Linked DNA regions of Mus musculus: all the other regions are linked to region 1. Evidence: chromatin loops called from intact Hi-C (ENCODE). Cell type or tissue: left cerebral cortex. All regions are shown on one strand. Each heading gives the region's core, and the rest is flanking DNA. Links, peaks and the distances in the headings are about the cores only. Region 1 overlaps Ccdc138 (coiled-coil domain containing 138). Region 2 has its middle 14 kb from the start of Sh3rf3. Region 3 holds the start of Sh3rf3 (SH3 domain containing ring finger 3).

Evidence for each region. Hi-C counts contacts between places; a loop is a spot of excess contacts. Peaks named below come from ENCODE experiments on the same cell type or tissue, not always from the same donor. Only the 100,000 strongest peaks of a DNase experiment are listed, where the experiment ranks them.
Region 2: it touches region 1 in a loop (4-fold over the local background); 2 of 42 quality-filtered maps call a loop at or near these places.
Region 3: it touches region 1 in a loop (4-fold over the local background); 2 of 42 quality-filtered maps call a loop at or near these places.

Annotation. Positions count from the first base shown.
Region 1 is chr10:58,555,765-58,562,571 of GRCm38, forward strand. It overlaps Ccdc138 (coiled-coil domain containing 138), which reads left to right. Exons shown (of 16, transcript NM_001162956.1): 14 at 6,137-6,313. It also overlaps the pseudogene Gm18042. Among named protein-coding and RNA genes, the nearest start is that of Ccdc138, 61 kb to the left of the region's middle. In left cerebral cortex, for the core only: CTCF peaks have their summits at 3,561 (motif pointing left) and 4,267 (motif pointing right); DNase peaks (open chromatin) are centred at 3,539 and 4,264.
Region 2 is chr10:58,796,329-58,803,135 of GRCm38, forward strand. No RefSeq gene overlaps it. Among named protein-coding and RNA genes, the nearest start is that of Sh3rf3, 14 kb to the right of the region's middle. In left cerebral cortex, for the core only: no CTCF peak of the experiment used is centred there; DNase peaks (open chromatin) are centred at 2,001, 3,254, 4,783 and 5,003; H3K27ac peaks cover 1,377 bases.
Region 3 is chr10:58,808,935-58,815,741 of GRCm38, forward strand. It overlaps Sh3rf3 (SH3 domain containing ring finger 3), which reads left to right and starts at 4,425. Exons shown (of 10, transcript NM_172788.3): 1 at 4,425-5,192. The coding sequence starts at 4,641. In left cerebral cortex, for the core only: CTCF peaks have their summits at 3,368 (motif pointing right) and 3,567; DNase peaks (open chromatin) are centred at 2,334, 3,417, 3,832, 4,335 and 1 more place; H3K4me3 peaks cover 2,467 bases; H3K27ac peaks cover 1,555 bases.

The DNA.
Region 1 (6,807 bases), core at 1,193-5,192:
AAGTTGTGTGTATTCTTCTGTGGGCACCCGTGGGCGGTCACGCCCAGTCTCTTCCTCTACAGAAACCCTGAAGAGATGGAGAACAAAAAGCAAGCCACCACTGAGAAGTGGAATCAGGGTGAATGAACTATGCCAGCTCCTGAGTTCACTGCTCCTCAGCAGTGGTCTGAAGGTGTGCAGGTACTCTCTGTGCCTCTCCAAGAGATCTCTACTGAGGACTCTACTGAGTGCCCAGCTGTCCCCCCGAGGACTAGTCAGCAGCCCCACATACGGGCCACTGAGTGGTCATGAGCTTTTCTACACACATGTGAGCAAAGGGAAGGATGATGGAGGGAAAGAAAGTTTCTAAAAGCTGGAAAAAAAATAACACACTGAATCAGAGTAGGAGTGCCCAGATGTGCATGGGTGTGGAGTTGCCCACTGAGGCCTGGGTAACCAACCTATCAGTGGCCACTCCTCAAAGAAAAGTGACTGTCCCTCTCTCTGCCAGCAGCGGTCACCTGCCAGGACCTCCTTAGCCTCTCCCCATATACCCATATAATGTACTTTCATCAAATCTATGCCTCATTCCTGACTTTCCCTCTATACTTTACCACGTCTCCCATCAACTTCATGAATTCTTCTTTTAAAACTCACCCAGTTCACTTAGTGCTGCCCTAATGTGTGTGGGTGCAGAGCCATCTCCTGGAATGTGAGTGGTTTCCCAGGCCACATCCTCTCCTTCAGTTGCCACTAGTTACCTAGGTGTAGGATTCTGTAGCCTACCTTTTTCCCATCCATGCTGAGCCCATGTCTTTTAATCACAAATGTATTTTATTTAACTTCAGATCCATATGTATAGACTAAGTCTGTTATTTTAAAGTGGTCTGTGTATCTTTAAAAAAAAAACACATACACACACACAACTTTTTAGCCAGTCAGCACTTAAACATGATATCAATGGAATGTTTCATTCATTTATATTTGCCACTGCAAATATTAACATAGACATATACATGCCTTAGCATTTTTAAAATGTACAATAAACTAACCAATTTGACACTGATGTATGAAAGGATATGCCATCCTAATTTTAGCAGACATTGCCATCTTTTTCAAAAAGTGAGACTATTATATCCTTTCCTCTAGTGTGTGTGTGTGTAAATATGTTTGTGTGTTTTGTATATGTGTGTGGATGTGTGTATGTGGATGTGTGTGGGGTGTATGATATGTATTGGTGTCTGGGGAGTGTTTGTGTGTGTGTATACCTACATGTACATGTGTTTGTGTGTGTGTATGTCTCTGTGTATGTGGTGTGCATGTACATGTGTGTGTAAGTATGTATGTCTGTTTTATATATATGTGTGTGTGTGTGTGTGTGTGTGTGTGTGTAGGTATCTGTGTGTATGTGTGTGTGTGGTGCCATTTCTTGAACCATCCATTCCAGCATTTAGGGTTACTGATTTTTTTTTAGTACTTTCCAGTCTTATTTAATGAAAATATGACTTCATATAATGACTTTGTTTGGGTTTGTCTTTGAGATAGGGTCTAACTATGTAGATAAGACTAGCCTGCAACTCACAGAGCTTTTCTTGTCTCTGCCTTGTGAGTGCTGGAACTTAATGAGGTGTAGCACCACTCCAACCTTTTGCATGTATGTAATTTATCAGTTTCTTTTCTACAGGTTTTTCTGTTGATAGCCTTGATCTCTTTTCTGCTAGATGATTTCTCTCTTACTGTTTTAAAATTATGTCAGTCCTTTATCTTTCATGGTTTTAAGAGGATTTCTTGTTATTGAATGTATGAATGCTGTGCCTGTGTGCATATATGTGACTGGTACCCATGGAGGTCCAAAGATCTGTCCTGGGTCGCCTGGAACTGGGTTGCAAGTGGTCGTGAGCTGCTATGTGGGTGCTGGGAACCTAACCTGGGTCCTTTGCAAGTGCTCTTAGCTGTGGAGCCAGCCCTCCAGCACCACAGGTAACTTAATTTTTAAAAAAAGATTTATTTATTTTATTATATGTAAGTACACTGTAGCTGTCTTCAGGCACCCCAGAAGAGGGCATCGGATCTCATTACAGATGGTTGTGAGCCACCATGTGGTTGCTGAGATTTGAACTCAGGACCTTTGGAAGAGCAGTCAGTGCTCTTAACCACTGAGCCATCTCTCTCTCTAGCTGTCTTCAGACACTTTTTTCTTCTCTCCAGGCTAGCTCACTCTGACCCGCCCCACTACTTTTTGACATGGGCAGATCATGTCTTTTTCAGTTTCCATCATGATATTTTAGACAGGTGGGCTTGAGACATCTCATTGTATGTCAAGGCTCATCTGGAACTTTAGATCCTTGTCCTCATTGTCCCAAGGCCTGGGGGTTATACATGTGTAACACTGGCCTAGTTTACTTCCCTCCCCTCCCCCTTTGGTTTTTCAAGACAGGGTTTCTCTGTGTAGCTAGCCCTGGCTGTCCTGGAACTTACTCTGTAGACCAGGCTGGCCTCGAACTCAGTAATCCACCTGCATCTGCCTCCCGAGTGCTGGCATTAAAGGCGTGTGCCACCATTACCTGTCTCTAGTTTACTTTTTAAAAGCTTAAATGAAAGAATTAATGTAAAAGTTTAGCAAAGATTGTCATATAGTATGTTCTTAATTAGGCAATTGTTATTATCAATAGACATTGTTAATTTTTAAGAATTGGTTTTACTTGAGATCCTAATTAAGGTTTTTTTTAGACTGTATTAGCTGTCTTTTGATATAATAAAATACCAAGCAAGTAACTTAAAACAACATATATGGGGCTGAAAGGTGACTGAGCATTTAGGAGTACTTGCTGCTCTTACAGAAAACCTGGGTCTGGGGCTGGTGAGATGGCTCAGTGGGTAAGAGCACCCGACTGCTCTTCCGAAGGTCCGAAGTTCAAATCCCAGCAACCACATGGTGGCTCATAACCATCCGTAATGAGATCTGACCCCCTCTTCTGGAGGGTCTGAAGACAGCTACAGTGTACTTACATGTAATAAATAAAATAAATAAATAAATCTTTAAAAAAAAAAAAAAAGAAAACCTGGGTCTGGTTCCCAGCACCCAGGTAGGATAGCTTACAGTTGCCTCTAACTTTAGCTCCAGGGCATCCAATGCCTTTTTCTCTGTGGGTACCAGGCATGCATGTGGTGCACACATACACAGAAAACAAGACGAAATCTTTTAACAATCCACTCAGTTTACTGGCTTACAGGCCCCTGCATTGGGAATTTGAGCTGGGCTTAGCTCCCTGATCTTTTCTGCACTGATTTTCCTCTCATCGTGGGATCTATTCTGGATCTTCCAGAAGACTCAGAAGCCCCTGAGGCTGGGTGCTTGTCCACAAGACATCAGTTTTAGTGTGCTCTGGCCAAGTCACCAGGTTCGGCAGGGGTCAGAGCTGGCAGCAGAGCTCCTTCCTCATAGGAGTCGCTGCAGAGAATTTCTCACCTTTAAAAAAAAATCTACCATGATTGAGATAAACAGATTGGCTTCTGTTGAGCAGCGCACAGCACCTGTAACCAGTTCCAGACGATCGCACACCCTCTAGTGGCCTCTTCAGGCACCACATTCATGGACACGTTCCCTCTATTCCCCACATATACATATACAAGTAAATAAAGACTTTTCAAAAGATAAGACCGCTTTTGAAAAAAAAAAAAAACAAATACTATTTTCTACCTGTGAAAACTGCTAAGAGACAACTTTTTCCTCATTTTTAAAAATTGAAAATAATTTTTTCATTGACTATATTCTGATCATGATTTCTTCTCCCTCATCTTCTCCAAGATCCTCTGCACTAACCTAACTCTACTCCTGTTTCTCTTTAGAAAACAAATAGCCAAAACAAAACAAATTTTTTAAATAGAAAGAATTAGCACAAGAAACACACACACACACCATAAAAACACAAAAATAAGAAACTGTAATATACAAGCAAAAGACCAGACCAAAAGATTAAAGAAAAAGAAAAAGGAATGAAAGAAGAAAGAAAGATGGATGGTCTTTTTAAGTTTGTAAGTTAAATATTTAACAAAAAAAGTACCATGAAGCTGGATGCAGTGGCGAACATGTACAATCAGCTCTAGAGAAACCAAGGCAAGTTTCTAGAGAAACTCAGGCACATTTAAGGCTAGCCTGATCTACACATGATGTTTCAGACCAGGCAGACCTCACACAGTAAGACTATTAACAAACAGCCCTGTGATAATCACTCCACTTAATCCTGCTAGCCATTGCAGGTAATCTCAAGTACAGTAGAGGGCGCTGCTGTGAAGCTTATTTCTGTGAAGACAGCAGGCTTCTCTAGTATATCTGTATTGTTGCTTTTTAAAAAACGTTTGGGCCTGCCAGATGACTTGGTGCCTAGGGTGTCTGCTGAGCAAGCGTAAGGACCTGAGGTTAGGTCTCTAACATCCATATGAAAGCTGAGCACAGCAGTGTGTATCTCTGACCCCAGCAGTGAGGGCTGTAGGCAGGTGTAATGCTTGGGCTCACTGGCCAGCAGCCTGTGTAACCAGAATGCTGAGAACAAGTTCAGTGAGAGACCCAACTCAAAACAAAGAAAAAAGAGGCCAGGGGCCATGAATTTGAGCGTGGGGATGTACATGGGGGTTTGGGGAAGAATGAGAAAGGGAAAATGATATAATTATATTTTAATTTTTTTTTTTTAAACAGGACAGAAAGACACCTGTGTCTGTCCTCTGCATGGACATGAACAGGGGAACATACACAAACGAGAGCTGGGAGCCAGGCGGCTCGGAATAGAACCTAGCCATTTGCTTCGTATGCATTTGTTTGCAGAGTTTCATTTATAAGTAAAAGATTAAGTATGACAGTAGTGTTCCTTAGTTTTTATTAGTGGGCGCCAGAATTGTCCGTTCCTGTGGAACTGGAGCCTAGAGGGGGTTGTGAGCCACCCAACACCACAGCTGGGCACTGAACTTAGGGACTTCACCAGAGCATGACAGTCAGGCCGCTGTTGCTTCAGTGGGCACAGCTTGCCTAACAGATTGGTATTGTAGCTTGTAAGGTTCATGGCTGTATAAGACAACGGTTACACTGGCCTTTTCCTCCAGCAGCCTGCTCTCTAAGAGCCATTCTAGTTCTGGTCTTGGTAAAATCTTGCTGTCTTTCATAATAATGGGTGGGTTACAGAATGTAGTGGACCAGAGGATAGCCCGGTTTTTTTGAAATTGTTTTTGAATGGTGTGATATTTGCTCTTTAGTAAGAGACAGAAATCCTTGTTTAAAACTCACTGAGCAAGTTTGTGTATAGTGACAGTTTTAAATGAGGGGGCATTTAGAAGTCAGTAGTAAGGTATATGACCTTAGAAGCTATTTTAAAGATACAAATACTGGGCTGGAGAGATGGCTCAGTGGATAAGAGCACCAACTGCTCTTCCAGAGGTTCTGAGTTCAATTCTTAGCACCCACATCGTGGCTCACAACCATCAATAGTGGGATCCAATGCCCTCTTCTGGTGTGTCTGAAGACAGCTATAGTGTACTCATATATATAAAATAAACAAATCTTTAAAAAAAGATATAAATACTAATATTGTTTAAATTCATAAAAGTATGTGGTTATTATAACCAAATACGGCAATGTATACTATTGTACTATTTAATAATAATTATAATAATATGTAAATAATAATACTACTATTTAATAATAATTAATATCATTACTTTTCCTTTTTTAGTATAAAAAACAAAATTGAGTTATTATTATTATTATTATTATTATTTTGGTTTTTGAGACAGGGTTTTTCAGTGTAGCCTTGGCTGTCCTAGAACTTGCTCTGTAGATCAGGCTAGCCTTGAACTCACGAAGATCTGCCTGCTTCTTCCTCCTGAGTGCTGGGATTAAAGGCATGTGCCACCATTGCTCAGTGGGGCTTATTTTAATACTGAAATACGAATATGCTAAATGAGTTTATGCCGTTGTAATTGGACTGCCTTTTCTCTCTCCTGTTCCATAGAGTTCAGTGAGGGGGGTGAATCTAAACTTAGGACCTCTTGTTATTTAATTCTTTTATATTTTTATTTTACTAAAGTGATGGTTCTTTTTGTTTAGCCTTCTGTTTCTGATTGAATAACTGACGCACAGGCGGTTGATTGTTTGTGTTGTTTCTAGCTGACTACCTAGCTCAAGCGTTTGACTCCCTTTGTTTGGACTTGAAGACAGATGAAGGAAAAACCTTATTTTTGGAGTACCAAGCCATTCCAGTAATCCTAAAACACCTGAGAATATCCAGTAAAGGGCTCTTATCCAATGTCATCGACAGCCTGCTTCAGATGACAGTAGAGTCAAGTAAGTTTTTATCTTGTATGTCTGTAAAGAAATGATGCTTGCGTTTCCCTCTGATCAGAACGTGTTAACCTCATACACCAGGCACTTCTGCACAGTGCTGTAAATGGTGGCTGTTTGGCAACTTGACACACGTGTCATACCTTGTTGTGTGCCCCAGCCCCCTGCCCTCCTCTGTGCCCCTTTACCAGCTGGCTTCGGTCTTCCTCCAGCTAGTCCTCCTTTGTCCCTTCCTAGCACGTTTCCTGTTGTCATTCCTATTTCCCACATCCCCTGCAACCTCTTCCTCCCCTCTCATGATTCCTTTTCTACTTCAGTATCCTGCAAAAACAAACATATAGCTATAGCTATATACCTGTGCACATAACCTAAAATGTAAGCTCCTGTATGAGAAATAATGTGATCTTTGTCCCTGAGTCTGGTTTATTTCATTTTTCATAATTCCATTTGCATCTGTTTTCAGAAAATGTCATGATCTTGTTTTTCTTTATGCCGTA
Region 2 (6,807 bases), core at 1,682-5,681, 240 kb after region 1:
GATCAGAATGTAAAGTAAATAAAAATAAATTATTGGAAAAAAAAGAAGGGAGATGTGTTGGAAGTCTTGTGGGGAGTTGAAGGGAGGGAATGGGAGTGGATATAATTCTATACATTATATACATGTATAGACTTTCCAAAGAGTAAAACAACAGAAGGGGTATGTCTAAGTTGAAGGAGGTTCTTATAATAAAAGACAGAAGGGAGTTAATCCTAAAGAAGGAGCAGAAAAGGATGGCTGGATTAGTGCATCCCGGGGAAAAGGGAGTCTTTGTATGAGCAAGGACCTCTGATAAGGCATGGGGAGTGTGCCCAGGTAATATCAGGACATGGAGGGGCACAAAGGGCAATTGGTTTAGCTGGGATAATGCCAAGGAAGGCAGTGAAGGTTCCCTTACCTCCTGAGAGCTGGGTCAGGGAGGGAAGAGAACATAGAAGACGATGCTCCGGGTAAAAGCAGTTGGGTTTTCTCCAGGCAACAGCAAGGAGTGGCATATACATAAATACCATTGTATGAAATCCTAGGGATATGTCCCTGGGTTCAGCTTGTTATTTTCCATAGCATAGCCAGCAAACAAACATGCAACCCTGTGAGAACAAAGCTTTGTTTTGTTTTGTTGTTGTTGTTGTTTTTTACTTTAATCAAGATAACTGGTTACCTATAGTAACCTGTACCTACAATTTTAAACTATTATTAAACTATACCTAAATTATAAACTATACCCATAGTTTAAAAAAAAAAGGATTGGCTATAAACATTGTTTTCCTAGATAGTTTTTTTTCTTAGATTAAGTTGTTTCAAATATCCTAATCAGATCAAATTCTTCTTCTTCTTCTCCTCCTTCTCCTCCTTCTCCTTCTCCTCCTCCTTCTTCTTCTTTTAAAGATTTATTTATTTATTATGTAAGTACATTGTTGCTGTCTTCAGACACACCAGAAGAAGGCATCAGATCCCCTTACAGATGGTTGTGAGCCACCACGTGGTTGCTGGGAACTGAACTCAGGACCTTTGGAAGAGCAGCCAGTGTTCTTAACCACTGAGCCACCTCTCCAACCCAAGATCAAATTCTTATAGACCATAATGGCAAATACCTGTATTAACATTGTGCCTAAGTGTAGCATGTGCTTCTGGGGTCTTTTGTGCAGTGTTGGGTTTTGGTTTGAGATTTTTTGAATGGGTAGAAATGGTTGAAGTTAGAGGAACCATGAAGACACTCGATGAGGATTAGGAGGGTAATCAATTACCTCTGTGGCTAAGTGAACCTCTGTGGAGATGAAGCCAGTCCACCATCAGCAAGCACTGTCAGTGTGGCAGCGCGTCCTACTACCTGCATGAGCTCAACCCACAGGTGCATTCAGCCTGCTGGGTTCAAAACTCCACTGCTCCTGTGGGCTTCTGTCAGCTGGCTATAGAACAGATGTCCAAAGCCGCGCCTGCCTTTTCTCCACTGTGAGTCACTCTACTTGAGAAGCAGAAAGTAGCAGATAAGAGAACTGTCAGCTGCCTGGGGGGGAGTCTGAGAGAGGACACAGATGGCCGAAAGGAACCACGAAGAAGTGATAGGTGAGGGTTTCCACACCCCCCCCCCGCCCCCGCTCTTTCTGAAAGACTTCTATGAATAGTTCTTGGTCTTTATAAAATCCTGTGTCAATTAGCAAAGGATCTGTATTCCAAGCAGTGTGTCACTAGGCCAGGTCATTGTTGAGCACGCATCTAGGTGCACTTACACAGACTCAAAGGTGGAGGCCATTCTCTTTCGTGGTCTTTCCATGACTTTCAGTGATCACATGATGTGTGAGGCTGAGCTGGCACGCTGGTGGAGGCTACTTTGCACTAGGCTTTTATTTTATAAGTAAAACTACACTCTAAAACATTGACTAAAGAGCCTCACAGTCAATCCATTAAGCCAATCACAGAGTCATTTGCTATCACTGTGGAGTGTGGCGAACATAACATAATTATATGTGCTACACTTTTGTACAGCTGGCAGTGCGGTAAGCTTGTTTATGCCAGCATTACAGTAGACTAAAGAGTAATGTGCTACAATGTTACCATGACTACAAAGTCACCAGGCAACAGGAAAACCTCAGCTTCATTGGAATCTCATATGACTACCATCATATAATAGAACTTTGTTATGTGGTCCATGACTCTATTTGTCTTGGTGTACATGGAATGTGGAGGTCTAAGGTTGATGTCTACAGGTATAATTGTGCGGCTGAAGTGTTTACTTACATCCATGTGTGCCCATGTATGTAACACAAACACACACACACACACACACACACACACACGCACACGCACACGCGCACACACGAACACAAACATCATCTAGTCATGGCGTTTTCTAAGTATTAAGGACAAAAAGCTTATGAAAAATCACTAGGAAGAAAAAAATGAGAACCAAATCTTCTAAAGACAGCAACAATTAAAAATGATTATTTTACAATTAAATGCAAATTTTCAGATTAACATTCAATACAAGGTAAGAAAATAAGATTTCAGGACTTCCCAAGGAAAAATATAGTTTTATGCCTCACGGGGTCTGACAAGCAAGGTATACTCTTAGCAGCCACATCCTTACTGTGGGTCTGTCAGATTTTGTTGTTACTTCTTCTTTGTGGTGACTTGTTTCTCTAGCTTTATTTTTGTATGTTTGGATTTTCAAAGTTGTTTTATTTAGCGAATTGCCTTAGATCCATATACACAGATAAGACAAAGAGAGGTAACCTGAACAGGAACTGTGTATGGGCTATTGGTGCTGGGATCTCTCCCTGGGCAGTGCTCTGAGTCCTAGGGTGCTATCCTATGTTTGGAGAGATTGTTCAAAAGGTTATTCTCCGTGGTGGCTTCTCTCTCAGTTTCATTTTTTTTTCCTCTGGGCCACAAGGAGTCTGTCACCAGCCCTGCAGGCTATTGACTGCCAGTAGTGGGGACAGTGTGATTCCACAGAGGCCATCTTCATAGGGACTGTGCCCCTTTGGCATGGGGATGGTCTTGTGTCACCATCAACGAGGACTTTAGTTCTTGTGACATAGCTATAGTGGGATTTACGCCAGGACACCGAGTACCACCAAGTGTGTTGCCCTGGCCTAAGAAGTCAAAGCTTTTTCTCTGAGGGAGAGGGGCCTGGATAGGACAAAGACTCAGGCATGCTTACTGTCCTTTCCTTGGTGGCTGCAGTGCCGGGACCCTTTCCCCAGGGTTGTTGTCACTACTGTGTAAATAATAGGAGGTTGGAAGAGTGTACTGGCTGGTTTTGTACGTCAACTTGACACAACTGGAGTTGTCACAGAGTAAGGAGCCTCTATGAGATCCAGCTCTAAGGCATTTTCTCAATTAGTGAACAAGGGTGGGAGGGCCCATTGTGGGTGGTGCCATCCCTGGGCTGGTAGTTTTGGGTTTTATAAGAAAGCAGGCTGAGCAAGCCAGGGGAAGCAAGCCAGTAAGAAACATCTCTCCAGGGCCTCTGTATCAGCTCCTGCTTCCTGACCTGCTTGAGTTCCAGTCCTGACTTCCTTTGGTGATGAACAGCAATGTGGAAGTGTAAGCTGAATAAACCCTTTCCTCCCCAACTTGCTTCTTGGTCATGATGTTTGTGCAGGAATAGAAACCCTGACTAAGACGGAAGAGTGTCTTCAAACAGACAGAATGCCCCTGGACTTGCATACTCTGGGCAGCTCATGCTCACCTTCAGCACTGCTGAAGTGGCTAGCACCTGCCCCAGGCTAGCCAATGCTGGAGCCATCTCTTCTTGGTGAGCCTGTTCTTCCTAAGACAGTGCTCCATCTGCCTGTTTTACATCTTGAACCTTTTATGGACCCAGGACACACAACCCTGTTGCTTATTTAGCTGTTGTTGTGGCCTCGTGGTTAAAATGCAGAACTCCCTCTTTAGCTTCCTATATTTCAAGCGGAACCAGGATTTCGTGTGTATATGTGTGCACATGGGTTCATGTGTTTCAGCAAATTCACCACACTACTACTGGCCAGCTGATCTAGAGGTAGATTAGACAAAAGAACGATTGAAAAATTGGGAAAGAGCCTGTTAAGATGGGGAAGGGTTCTTTTATGGTTGTTTGGTCTTTCGCATCTCCTTTTGGAAATTTGGAGTCCCTGTATCACACAGCTATCATAGATGGGCTCGTACATGTGCTCAACAACACTGTCATAGGCACACATCAGGCTGACCAGCTTCCTGGTCACTAGGGCTACTGATACTGGTGGGCAGCATATCCCCTGGCTCACAAACAGGGCATGAGATGGGTAATTGTTGATAACTCGGATCTCGGATTTTACAGAGCACAGTGAAGTGTGCGTAAAGTCACGAAAATAAACAAACTAAAGGCTTGAAACTGGGGGTGGGTGCATTGGCTGAAATGAAGAGGGGGTTCACTGGTAGGGGAAACAGATGAGAGATAATGGGGGGCAGACGATGAAGATACATTAGAAATGCAAATAAGCATGGCTTGTGAAAGGATAAGTAAAATTAGAAAAGAATGAAATGAAAATAAAAGCTCTTCAGAGTGAAATGAAATATCCTGCTAAAGTTTTCTTGATCACAAAATACCCCGATGGCTTAATGAAGGTAGAGGAGCACTTAATTTTTTTTTTTTTCCTTACTTGACTCGACAATTGGAGTCAAGAATAATAGCTGTAGAGATCTGGAGCTATAGTTTCTCAAAACCCATCAGAGCCCGTGGGCGAGCCTGTCAGCTGAGAAAAGCCATTCAAGAGCTTTTCATTTTGGGAGACGTGTTAAGAAGTAACAATGACGCTGAGCGAAACCAAAGCCTTTCGGTAATTACTTAACGTGTTGCTTTGTTCTAATAATGGAGTTCGGGAGGGAACACGACTTCGAAGGCCAAGCAGAATAAACACAGCGAAGAATCTCGTGAAACACTCAGCTCTTTTTAAAGGGACGAAGCCTGGGGGGGTGGGGGCAGAAATGGTTTGCGAAAAGAGCACCCCTGCAAGCTGCGTGACCGAGGGAAGGAGGGAATTATTTATGGAGGACCAGCTATGTATTCGCTGTGCTGGGCTTAGGCCCACAATGCCTAGCAGCCTGCTTTGGGGGCCGGCGGGGCAGCTGTCGTGGGCCGGAAGGCAGCAGCTTGCAAAGCAAAGAAAGGCAGGCAGCTCAGATCTAGCTTTGGTGAGAGCCTTAACATGGAAGCCATTATAAATGTGCTAGAAAACAGGTTACAGGTATCAAAATGCTTGCTGTTTGCTAGATACTCTTCAAAGTGCTTTCTGTGTACGAGGGAGCCATTGTGCATACCCATTTCCCCGATGAAGGGTCTAGGAACCACCAGTTGGGAACAAAAACAAAAGAGATTTAAGATATGCATTGTGCTTTTGAACAAGATTGCCGACCTGGGTCAAAATGTGCTAACCTGGTCTGTAAAGGTGTCTTTTAATAGAGCAATCTACCTAGAGGAGGAAAGTAGAGTAGAGCAAACCAGGTATTCTTATCTGTGTAGCCTCAGGTTCTCCAAAGGCATCAGGACTGAATGTGCCTGGCTGTAAGAAATGAATGAATGAAGAAATTAACCTGAAGGGCACAGGCACCTTTCTGAGGTTTGTTGTTTTGTTACTAAAAACTGGGAATAATTGTTCAGAAACTTACTTCATTGCATAGGATTTAACCCTATGCTCCCTTCCCTATGATACAAGGTACGGGTAACTATGGGAGCTAAAAGCAAAGAGGGAACCGAGTCTGAATCTCATTGCAAATGTGAATTTAACTCAGAACTTTAATGGCATTTTGAAATGGCTTTTGTATTTAATTATAGATAACCCAGGTAAACACAGGCAAGCCATTACTCAAAGGCACGCAGACACAGGAAGTCCAAGAATACCAACAGAGTGTTAACAACCAGTTATTTATTGCAAATTAAATTAAATTAAATTGTTTTCATCAAATGCAATGCTTTGCTGACTAATAAAATTATACATTCTCTTTATACGATATGAATACTTATTATTCCATCATCCTTTATAGGTAAAACAAGACTTCATAAATGTGATAAAAATTACATTTAACTTAAACCAATACATTAAGACTTGGTTGCACTAATTCAGCTGCAATTATGTAATGTTAAAAGGACACTGAATTAATTTTCTCTCCATGAGATAATGGTCATGCAGCAATTCTTCCATTTCCCCTTATGTTCTTCTTGCTATAAAAACAACTCTTGATCTTTAGATTCTGCTATTCCAAATATGGGAAGTTCAGTACAGATCCGAAAACCCTGGGATTTGTGCCAGGTCTTGTTTAGAACAGACTGAGTAGAATAGAAGTGAATAGAAGACATTCACCTCTGAGGGGGCCCCACATGCTTCTCCCTTCAGCTCTTAGAGGCACTTTTCCTATCTCACCTCCATCTCTAGATCTCTCTTCACACATTGCTGGAGGTTACAGAGGATATACTGGGGTCAAACACACATAGGCACATCCACAAAGCAGAAGTTAGTACATTGTAAGTACAATTCTAGTTGACCAGTTGTCCGGATGTTCATCGTCCTGGGATGCATGGCTTCCGTTTACCTTCCTGACGTGCAAAACTAGCTTTGTGAGTAGGCAAAGCTGCTCCAGAGTTAGGTGCCCGGAACTATAAGTCTCTGAGCCACTATTGCAGTCAGAATTTCTTGTCACTGAAATTTAGCATCCTTCCAACATCACCATGTTCCTAACAAGAGCACAGTATCTGGGAGCTCTCTCCCAAATCACAAGACACAGCCATCTCATCATCCGCTAAAAATAATGCTTAGTATCAAAGGGCATGCATGTCCTTCCAGTTCCCCG
Region 3 (6,807 bases), core at 938-4,937, 250 kb after region 1:
GACCAAAGGCGATTGGTCCGTGTGGCGCGCATGGAGGTATAGACTACTCTGGCTACCACCTTTCACGTGTTTCCTGTGGAATTACCCTCAGACACGTAGAGAACTAATCTGTTATCACCACTCTAATTCTCAATCCATCTAAATTAACTACCATACTTACAATTAACAAGATGAAGCAAACATTTCCTTCCAATATGTTATCCAACCCCAGGGATTTCGAAGGCCTCAGACCTCTAAGGAGATGAAATGTCTAATTATCCCTTCTGTAGAAGCTACACCTGCCCTGGGCTTCCTGTATCCGTGAGGCAAATTCTACTCATGATCTACACAGCTCGTCTGTATGGTCAGCTCTGCTCTCTTGAAAGCATCTGGTTAAGTGAGGGGGGGCACATTTATCGAAGAAATGCTGTTAATTCATTCATTCATCAAGTAGATCACTTGGGTGTCTTTTCAGCAGAAAGGCCAAATGCCTACTGTTGCACTTCAACACAGTGACCACTGTCTCAGTTGGGTGCTTTCATTGGTCTCTGGCTGATAATCAAACAGGTATCAACTAGAATTCTCAGTCACAAATGCCAAATGGCAGCTTGGGATGATTTCAGAGAAAGGAATTGTTTTTAAAAAGTGGAGACAGCTCTATGATCAATAAAGCCGGCAGAGCAATGGAGGCTACAGCTGAGCTCATCACCACAGTCACGGACGGCCTGGAGATGCCAGTTGAATGCTTCTGCAATCAAGCAGGCGCTGCCGGTCTCCTGCCTTGTGATGTCGGTGGCTCTGGAGGCTGCATCTAAACCCCTCCTGCCACCTGTCAGAGCATGGCTGGTTGGAGAAACACCGTTAGATTGGCTGAGCCTAAGTCACATCTCCCCTCTTTCACTGGAAAAACAAATTCCTGTCTAGCACCAAGTGGAGAATGTAAGAACCAAGGTGTTAGCGTCTTGGTAGCCACAAGCTGCACAGCTGCCCCACTCCACTGCCTTTAAGATTCTTCTTCTTCTTCTTCTTCTTCTTCTTCTTCTTCTTCTTCTTCTTCTTCTTCTTCTTCTTCTTCTTCTCCTTCTCCTTCTCCTCCTCCTCCTCCTCCTCCTCCTCCTCCTCCTCCTCTTCCTCCTCTTCCTCCTTCCTCCTCTTCTTCTTCACCTTCTTCTCCTTCTTCTTCTTTCTGTCCCTTGTAACTCCGTGGCTCAGGCCTCCAGCTTCCTTACCACTTTCTGGTTCCCAGAATTGGAAACAATCTTGCAAATGAGATCTGACAAGTCCGAGGTCTGATGGGACTCTTTCCTCCTGTATCACAGCCTGTAACCTTACATTCAGGCATCTGAAGACTTCATGACTTTCCTCTACTGCCAATGCTAGATGGACGACACATGTTGGCTCACAGTATTCTGGTGGTTGACTGAATTCCCAGCTATTTTTATATGAATGGCTGCAAAGCCAGCTCGTCCATCACTGACTTACATACTTGGCTTATTGAACATGTGAAACTTTAGCCAAGAAACCTAAAACTGTATTCGTAATGCTTCAACTATTTAGGCCACACCCTTGAGTTTTTTTTTTCTTTCAGACTATACTGGAATACTTCAACCAGAACTTGCGAACTGGAGCTCTTTGGGCTAATTTAGTCACATATTTATTTTTGGTTGAATTTGAAAACAGAATTATTTGTCGACTGTTCAACATACTTACAGAAAGTTAGGCCTCTAATTCTCTTAAAAGACAGGAAGATGTCGCAATACTTGACATCGTTTCTTCAGAACAGTGAATGAGAGATTGCCACTGTCAAGGAGTCGTCTTCCCTTGGAAGGTGCAGGTAGCACATCACAGGGTGGAATCTAGCTGCTGACCTGATTTGCATGCCCCGCCCAGCCTTCACTCGACTTTGGCAACTGGGGCTGACAACTGTGGGAGTGGGCTGTGGTGGGTGCTGGGGCTGACCGGGATCACAGGAAACCCAGGCACTATGGGTCCAGTAGCTTTTCATTTATCCATCTTCACTGTGGTTGTACATAATGAGGGACTCAGAGGACAGACATGTCCTGGGCTCTCAGGACATCTTTTTGCTTTCCTAGATGCTTGTTCTGGGAACCATACTTCCTTTTCTGTGCCACTTCCAAGGGTGCTGCCAGATTTCATACGGTTTTGCTTCTTTCTATAGACACCACCTCAGAGGACAGCTGCTGCTAGCTCAGGCTAGGTTACAGGACTTTCAAACTTCTAGTAAGACCATGAAAGTATCAGATGCCCATCTTGTCAGTGGGTGATGCTAATTTCATGCTATACTGCTGGATCCAGTACAAGCGGCAGTCATATTTTCTATCATGCGGTGACTGGTGCCCAGCGCACGGTGGAGGGAAGGAGGAAGCCACCACATATACAGGGGAAGAACATGGCTTAGGAGAATCTGCCTGCACTAGTCTGCCCCAGCCCTTAGCCTGTAGTCCCCTAAGATTACTTTTATTTTGCACCTTTTAAAATTCTCCTAAGCTTTATTTCTCTCTTGCATCCAAAAGCACTCAGGCTATATCATCATGGACAGCAACTTTGTTCTTTGTTCTTTGCACACACACCCTTTCCCGGGTCCTGATCACCACTCATAAATCAGGCATTCTGGACCCTCTCACAATTCCCCTTGGGTGTTCCTGAGCAAAAGTCACTCACCTCCCTACCCCCTTCATAACAGACAATAGACAGACATAGGCAATAATAGACATAGACAGACAATTCTATCTTATACCCTTGCCAATACTTGTGTAAATGATACAGAGATCGGCTGGGACAACTCTATGCTCCTGGGAATTTCCAGAGACTAGCAGTCTGATAGGAACTCAGGATATCTGGAATTGGGGTGCTAAATACTGCATTCAAATCATCACTGGATGAGATCAAGTCACTCTTTCGATCATTCAATGGATATTTACTAAACACGCCGTGTGGAAGATACTACTACACTGTAAGGGACACGTGGCTTATAGGCAACCGCTCTGCTACCATGTGGTCTTTTTGCATTTGGGTTCTGTGGTCACAAAAACCACATTTAATAAAATGGCTTCATAATAATGAGAATCAATTTCCTTACCCGTGTAATGAAGTTAAAGCAATTATTTCACAGGGTTGTTTAAGAGCATTAAAACAATGCAGATATTATGTTGGCATTTAAGTATCAGCAAAATTTTTTTCTCCCTAAAAACGAAGAAAAGTGACATTCAGCTTCACAAACAACAGGGCAGCCCAACCGGCAGGAGGGGCATCCACACCACTTTGGATGCTTGCCCTGGCATCTCCCAGCTGTGCATCATCCAGCTTTCTGGACCTTTGCCTGTGCGGGGCTCGAGAGCGTTGGGAACACGAGGGGCCCACCAGGGGGCAGCACACGGTAAGAAATCTTGTACACCGACCGCAGCCCACCGCCAAACTTCCCTGCTGCTCCAGGTCCTCGTACGTACTTCCGTCGCTCTGACGCTCCCAGAACCCCGGGCATCGGGAAGGAGCGCACATTCCCCCTCTTTTGAGCCTCCCGAGGAATATTTGGAGCTGGGTTCATCAGAGCTCACCAGAGCGGGCGCTGGAGTCTTTCACCGCGCCGCCAGGGGCGCGGCGCTCGGCCAGGGTGTGCTGGCGCGTGGGCGGCGGCGTCAGTCACACATCAGTGATTCTGGAGAGGGCAGCCGGCTTCCCGAAGGAGTAGTCGCGGCCCCGGCAGCCCCCGACCCGGCCATCTCCAGCGACTTCCCTTCTCGCCTCAAGGGACACCCCCGCACCTATACCCACAGCTGTCACTTGGGCATGCTGGCAGGAGAGGGGACACAAGCAAGAGTGCTCCCTGGAGTCGTCCAGAAGGATGCCTGGGTGTCTGATGCGTCCTCCGGCTGCTCTCCAGCGCTGGCTAAGAAAGCAGTCGGGATGATGCTCCCAAACTTTCCTTCGCGGAGGCGTTGAGAAGAAACGTCCCTTCCTGAAGCTCGCGGAGAATCCAGAGTCTGGCGTCCAGAGGGGACAGGGCCAAGCCTGCGCAGGGGAAGTTCTCCGGAGCCCCGGAGGTGGCCTAAAGGGAGAAGCTCCAAGGCAGGAGAGGTGTCCGTTTCCCAACACCCCCGCAGTGACTGTGACCTCTGCGCGTCCCCCGCACATGGTCCCGCGACCCAGGGACGAGATCCGGCTGAGCTAGTTGAGCAAGGCGGCGGTGCTCTGGCAGCCCGAGGGCGCATGGAGGCGCCGAGGGGGGCGGTGCGGCTCGCCTGCGGCGCGGGGGAGCGTGCACGCCGCGCCCCGGTCTCCCTGGGGACCTGGCCGGCCTCTCCCTGCACTCCCCGCTGCTGGGCTCCCGGGCGCGGGCGGCGCGGCAGCACAGGTGTTGCCCGCAGCGGCGGTGCGCGCGCGTAGGCTGATTGGGCTCGGCTGGCTGGAGTTGCCTCGGGGCTCCGGAACTCCGGTGCCTGCCTCGCGGGCAGGCTCGGCGTGTCACTTTGCAAATCGTGGAGGCTAGTGCCTCGGGCTGTCAGCACGCGCCGCGCGGGGACCGAACCCTGTTTATTGACGGCGACTGCCCGGGCTAGGCGCAAATGCCCGCTCTCCTCGGCGGGCCGGGCTCTGGCTGCTAGACTTAGGCGGCTCGCTGGGCCCGCGCTGGCGCCTCCCCCATGCTGCTTGGGGCGTCCTGGCTGTGCGCGTCCAAGGCGGCGGCCACCGCAGCTCGGGGCGAGGGCGAGGACAGGCAGGGTGAGCAGCAGAGGGGGGCCCAGGCGAGGACTGAAGAGGATATGGACGAATCATCGCTGCTGGATTTGCTGGAATGCTCTGTGTGCCTGGAGCGCCTGGACACTACGGCCAAGGTGTTGCCATGCCAGCACACCTTCTGCCGACGCTGTCTGGAGAGCATCGTGTGCTCGCGCCACGAACTACGTTGTCCCGAGTGCCGCATCCTGGTGGGCTGCGGTGTGGACGAGCTGCCCGCCAACATACTGCTAGTGCGCCTGCTGGATGGCATCCGCCAGAGGCCCCGCACGGGTGCCAGCCCGGGGAGCAGCCCTCCCGCGCGCCCGGGCCCCGGTACGTTCTCAGCGCTCGCTGGTGGCGCTGGAGGGGCGACAGGCAGTCCCCCGTGTTCTCCGGTCTTTCTCTCAGCGGCCGCAGGCAGCTCTACCTCCAGTTTGTGCGACGTGGCGACTAATAGGAGTGTGCCAGTGGCTAAGGTAAGAATGTATCCCAGTGACATGGCGCCACTGTGTGGGAATGTGTAAGCTTGTCCGCACGTGTATGTGCAAGTAGTTTGTGATTAGAAGTAGAGGGACTAGCCGTGGATCCCCGTGGCCCACTCGTTTGTTTTATTCTTCTTTAACAACTTCTCTGTTTCCCAGGGACTCTGCCTAGCTGTCAGTTCCTACTTTACCAGTTCTTGACTACATCCCATCACATACATTCCTCTGCCCCACATCCTTACTTCAAACTTCTTGTGGGCACCTTAAGTCGCTTTCCAAGCTCAGTCCTTACATCTTCTCCCCCAAACCTGTTCATATGTGAGGCAGAACCCATCCTCTCATTAGGTGGACATGCCATCTGTCCTGCCGTTCTCTACCACTTCCATTTTGACTAGGCTGGCCGGTCCTGTATGTCTGTCTGTTGATCCATACATCCATCCACTCATCTATCTTTAACTTTGATCACCCCTCCAATTCTCCAGAAACAACCATCTTTTGCCACACCTCCTCAGTCCTGCTCTTCCCTCTCAGACCACCAATTGGGGACTTATTGCTTAATGGTTCACTGGTTCTGATCGCTGACCGGGAGTTAGCAGTCTCTTGCTGCTTAGCCGTGGAGGACAGGGGAGAGGGCAAAGTGGCAGACATTGCCCGGAGAGTAACTACAGCTGCCCCAGAAAGAAGGACTTCGCCTAAAATCTTCAGGAACACTTACTCTGTCTTACTCTTAGGCTTGGCACTCTCTAGTCAAGCTTTGCTTGTGGGCTCTTAAGCAGGGTTGCTTTCCCAGGTGGACAGTTGTTTTTAATTTTCGTTATTAGATTTAGCACGGCCGCATTATATAGACTTCACGACTTCTGTTTTTGCTGGAGGACGTTTTGTGGATGGCTGAATTTGAGTTTTCTATGGATCAGGAAGAGAGGGTCGGCAAAGACATGCAAGGAGTATGCATGCCTTCTTAGGATGGTCACTGAAGGATCAAAATTGAAATTTGGCTTTTAATTGTGATTAAATCTAGCCATTTGCTTCATTGGAAGTTCAGAAACTTTTCTTTTTTTTTCCTTTTCCATTTTTAATTAGGTATTTAGCTCATTTACATTTCCAATGCTATACCAAAAGTCCCCCATACCCACCCACCCCCACTCCCCTACCCACCCACTCCCCCTTTTTGGCCCTGGCGTTCCCCTGTACTGGGGCATATAAAGTTTGCGTGTCCAATGGGCCTCTCTTTCCAGTGATGGCCGACTAGGCCATCTTTTGATACATATGCAGCTAGAGTCAAGAGCTCCGGGGTACTGGTTAGTTCATAATGTTGTTCCACCTATAGGGTTGCAGATCCCTTTAGCTCCTTGGGTACTTTCTCTAGCTCCTCCATTGGGAGCCCTGTGATCCATCCATTAGCTGACTGTGAGCATCCACTTCTGTGTTTGCTAGGCCCCAGCATAGTCTCACAAGAGACAGCTACATCTGGGAACTTTCGATAAAATCTTGCTAGTGTATGCAATGGTGTCAGCGTTTGGATGCTGATTATGGGGTGGATCCCTGGATATGGCAGTCTCTACATGGTCCATCCTTTCATCTCAGCTCCAAACTTTGTCTCTGTAACTCC